2 separate regions of the Mus musculus genome follow, and region 1 is linked to region 2. The links are chromatin loops, found by intact Hi-C in ENCODE. Cell type or tissue: left cerebral cortex. All regions are shown on one strand.

The links. A loop is a pair of places that touch in the nucleus more often than their neighbours do. Peaks named below come from ENCODE experiments on the same cell type or tissue, not always from the same donor. Only the 100,000 strongest peaks of a DNase experiment are listed, where the experiment ranks them.
Region 1: a loop joins it to region 2, with 12 times the contacts of the local background. A loop is called at or near these places in 2 of 42 quality-filtered maps.

Annotation. Positions count from the first base shown.
Region 1 is chr6:127,839,047-127,841,546 of GRCm38, reverse strand. No RefSeq gene overlaps it. Among named protein-coding and RNA genes, the nearest start is that of Gm46976, 10 kb to the left of the region's middle. In left cerebral cortex, no CTCF peak of the experiment used is centred here; DNase peaks (open chromatin) are centred at 66, 532 and 1,155; H3K27ac peaks cover 535 bases.
Region 2 is chr6:127,662,021-127,664,520 of GRCm38, reverse strand. All of the region lies in intron 16 of Cracr2a (calcium release activated channel regulator 2A), which reads right to left. Among named protein-coding and RNA genes, the nearest start is that of Gm38900, 63 kb to the left of the region's middle. In left cerebral cortex, no CTCF peak of the experiment used is centred here; DNase peaks (open chromatin) are centred at 527, 1,079 and 1,536; H3K27ac peaks cover 2,354 bases.

The sequences.
Region 1 (2,500 bases), 180 kb before region 2:
TGGCTTAGGTCTTCTTGGCAGTGAGAGTGAGCAGCAGGACTGTGAGGCAGCCTGTCCGTCGCACCGGCTGTCAGGAAGCAGGCAATGAAGAATGCTGGTACTCGGCTTGCTCTGTCCTTTTCCTCTCAGTCTGTGGGATGGCGCTGCTTACATTCAGGGCGAGTCTTCCTACCTCAGTCAACCCTTGGTAGAAACAACTTCACTGACAGAGTGACTTCTATATCTTGCCAAGGTGACAAGACTGACCACCACAGTATTTGTGTGTGTGTGTGTGTGTGTGTGTGTGTGTGTGTGTGTGTGTGTGTATATATATGGTGTCTCTTCACAGCAGTAGAAACCCTAACTAAGACGACCTCTTAGGTTGGGAGGTGACTGTGCTCTGTGCAGCCAGAAGCTTCAGCAGCAAACTCTTGAAATCATAACACTGATAGAAATGTGAAGCATAGATTGTTGAGTTGGCTCAGCAGGTAAAGGCGCTCGCCACCAAGGCTGATGGCCTGAGTTTGATTCCCCAGGATCCGTGGGGTGGAAGGAGAGAACCAATGAGTGAGCAAACAGTTGTTAAGCAGCACACATAACTTGGTGTCACCCTCATGCAGTAGTCACTGTCATCCAGAGGCTGGAGATATTCCCAAGGGCATTTGAACGAGTCCCTAGAAGGGTGTGGGGGTGGGGGTGGGGCAAGAGGAAGACGAAAAGAAAAACAGGAGATTTTATACAATGACTTGTGTATCTATTGTGGCCTAGAGGGCACAAGGGACTCAGAATTTGGGAAAGCCACAGCCTTGAAAGCCCATTTGGGACACTGAGGGATGCAGGAAGGTAGCCCTTAGAGAAAAGTGACCGTAATGTGTTGTAGGGAGACCCTTCTTGCCAGGCACAAAAAGACAGCAACAAAGAAATACACGTCTTTGTCAGTTCTGGTTCACTTTGTGATCTGTCTCTTTGCACACGGAGAAAAGCAGGCCAGCATTCCCTTTCCTGTCTAAAAAAGGTTTCTGGGCCATCTTTCCTCACTGCTATATTCTGGACATACTAATTTTAACATAACCCCAAGCAACACAAAATTAAGGAGCAAGGGCTATTTCAACACACACAACACAGAGCGGCTCTGCTTCCAGATGCACAGCCGTGATGTGGGTGTTTCTCTCTCTCTCACTGTGGGCCACGGCTGATGTACTAAGTTCCGGATGGAGTGTTCCAGGACTCGCAGCTGCTCTCAGACACTGTACAGAGGCAGGAGCACAGGGGGTGTGCTAGAGATGGCGGCGTTGGTGATCAGACCATAACTGCTCAGAGTCTGAGCCACTGACTGGCAAGGCTTTGCATGGATGGACAATTAGAGCCTAACTCAGAACAGTCTTTGGAGCCTCACTCCAAGGGACCAGTCTCAGGGGGGACAAGCAGTGCTGGTACTGCGGAGTTTTGTGATTGCCGAGTTCCAGGTTCTTGGAGACTTTATCAAACAATCGAGAAAGTATACACAACTGATAATGGTTTTGTTAGGAGAGAAAGAAACACTAGAGAAGATTTGCTGCAAGCCCAGTGTCAGGATCTAGCCAGACAGCTGTTGAGTTCCTTACTTGTTTTTTTTTCAAAGATTTTTTTATTTTGAGTTTAGGGGTGGGAAAGGAGCTGATCCCCAGGGGTGGAAACTGGGTGGCCCCTTGGCTTGACTGGCAGATGGATTATCGCATAACTTGGGATGTTGTGCAAACCCCATCATTGTAAACGTACTTACTTTGGATGTTCCATGTGGGTACAGGCTCTTCAGTTTAGACAAATATCCCTACTCATGCATATTCATGAGGTGGTAATGAGAGCTTTCCCTTGACAGGTTGTTTCAAGGGCCCCACCTGTCCTCTTTGCACTAAATACTGGCTTACACTGGCCCCCCTTTTTCTATGAGCAGGTACCCAACCAAATACTAGTTGCTGATGAACTGTTGCCCTGCTGGGAAGGGACACACAACATACTCTTTTCAGACAGAGTGGACTGAGTCTCTGGCCTTGCTGCTACACTATCCTGCCTCAACTTGCCCCCCAGAGAGAACTCGCTCCTTACATCTTTTAAGCATGCAAAAGGGTAAAGTTTCAGTAGCTGCTTTTCATTGAAATGAGGACTCTAACAATCAGCAGACAGTCTCTCCAACCATTCCTAAAGGGAGGCTCCCTTGGGTAGGACTGAAAATTGTCCAAGCATTCCTTGCATCTTGCATTCCTTGACAGGGGGTCAAGCTTGGGGACGGGGACGGGGGTGGGGGGGGGAGGGGAGGTGTTCTCCTTGCTGAACTGTCAGGTTGCTGTTTTGGCCCAGGAGGATAATCCATTCATGTTTCTGGATTTCTTTCTGGAATTGGGCTGAGGTCTTGTTATAATGTCATTGGAAGCTAGAGTTGTTGAATCCTGGAAGAAATGAGAACTGTTTATTGAGAAGACGTGGGGAAGGGCAAGGGTCAGCAGAAGAATTAAGGATAGATCAGACACAACCAGAGGAAGGA
Region 2 (2,500 bases):
GGGGGCAAGCGCTGTGGAGACTCATGTCACTTGGACTCCCAAGAAGGCCCAGCTTAAGGAAGAGCTATGCACCTTGGCAGCTCTACTTCTCTGGCCAGAAGTGATGACTTCGTGCAAGGTGACAACCACATGATCTCTTATGGTGGGTGTAGGATATTCGCCATATCCTGGGGACTCTACCCTACCTGCACAAAGGGTTGCTAACGTATACGTACTCAATGGCAGAACAACGGTCCCGAGACTCACAGCCATGCAGTAAGTATGGTAGCATTCACGTTTAAGGAGGTTGTTATTTTTACTTTGTGGAATATTTAATTAGGGGCTTTTAATCATAATTTGGTAACGAATAGTTATTCACTGGAGCTGAGCGTTTTGCTGAACAGAGGGGCTGTGGAATAGTCGATACTTATGAGCCTAAGTTACGGCTTCACCACAACCTCCCACTGCTTTGTCCCAGCATCTCAGGCAAATGGCCAAAGTCCTTCTGATCGGAACACCTGTTTTAAAGTTTAAATGCAATTACCTCTGAAATTAAATCCTCCAAGTCTTTTTAATCCACACATTCGTTTTTACTGCAGCTCCGTAGGGGAAAGTAATTCTCATTTGCTAAATGGGGACGCCAGGCTCAGGGGGCCACAGTGGGACATCTGGCCACAAAGTGAGAGAGATGAAGGCCACTTAGCACACGGGTCCGTCATTCTCTGACCTTTTTGTCCAGACTCACATTTCTAGGAACACTCTGCTCCTCAGAAAGTTACTAAATAGAACACTCTAAAAATGGCACCCGCTGGGAAGAGAGTAATTTATGTTCACAATGATGTCTCCTGTCTTCTGACCCACCAGAATAAATTAAATCACATGGGTAGTTGATAAGTAAATTATATCATCGTTCACTTATTCCAAAGTGTGAAACCCAGTTAACAGCAAATACAGGCTGCTGGTATCCCTATTAGCTGAGTGTTAGTTAATGGGAATGCCCCAATCCCTCCTGTGACAGCTCAGGCAACAGAATACTTATGCAAAGAGCTTTCCTCAGAAAAGGAAGGAGAGAGGAGGATGCAGGGAACTGGGCCAAAAGACTTGCTGTTTAGAGCACACGAGAAAGATATATTTGTAGACCTATGTGTGAGGAATGACTAAGGTCTGTGGGATTTTCTTGACATGGAAACTCTGAAAATATGAGCATCGGTGCTGGGATCTTGGGACAGAACTCCGACTCCGGTTTTATCAGTCGGTGGAATGGGTCATGGCGGCAACTCTCTTCCTCGCAAAGGGGAAGTCCATCGACACTGAGTGTCTGACTGAGTAGGATGTGTGGGGCCCACGTCTCAAGCCTGATATGTACCCTCAGCAGATCAAAGGGCACACTGCTCTGGGGGAGAAGGGCAAACTTCCTTGAGAGCCATTCCTAGAGAGAGAAAGGGGGGAGTTTGGAAAGTGCAGAGAAATAGTCGAGCGTCCAGCTGCGTCCCATTTCCATCTTTTGCTTGCTTATCTGTTGCACACACACTCTGGATAGCTTGCTTTCCCTCTGTGGGCTGCCCTGAAGATGGAGAACAAGGCCCAGCTCCAACACAAATGAGACTACACAAAGCCAGGGGGTGTGCTAACTGTGACAAGTCCTTGTCACCCATAGAGTCATGAGGAGGCTTGGCTTTGGATGTCTGTGTTGGTTGGGATCATCTCTGACTCCTGAACTACCTGCCTGAGGTTTATGCCTTCATTATTTCTAACTAGGTTTTCTGCCTGTCTGGTACTACTCGGTACAAAGAGACACATAATTACCTACTGGATGTGGCAACACTTTCCACAGTGTTTCAAATTTATCTTTATTTTGGTGCTGGAAATGGAACACAGGGCCTTTCCCATGCAGGGCTAGGACTTTGCCACTATGTTATGCCTCCAGCAGGATACCTCCTTTTGAAAGTTAAATGTGTACTTCTGCTAAGCCTGGGAGTCTTGGATGAGCATGTCTAACTATCCTCTGCTGTTGATAATGCTCGAGAATGTCAGAATAACACCACAGGCCAGTTTGATAGGCCTTAGCTCACTGGTCAGGCACCCAATCTGCCCCTAGGAGACTGAGCACTGCTACCTTCCCTCTGGATGATTCTTCTAGTAGCTCCCATTCTCTGAGTTGCTCGTCTCTGGTCTTTAAAACAGGCTTTCTGAAAAGCCTCTGTTCTAGAACGTTCTAACAGAGAAATCTCTCTACACTTTTGATTGCCACGGTTGCCTTACCCCATATTTGAGTGCAATGGAAGATAAATTTGTTGAAATTTAAGATCATCCATCTCTAACTGTACAGAATAAGAGCTGTCAGCTCAGCAGAGGACTGTCACTCAGTCCAGGGTGTACAGCTGCTGGGTTGAGCTGGTGTGTGTGTGTGTGTGCATGTGCACGTGGGTGCATGCGCATGTGCACGTGTGTGAATGTGTATGTGTGAATATCTGTTTGCTGGAGGCATGAAGAAGCACTTAGCTGGGAGAACACTGTTTCT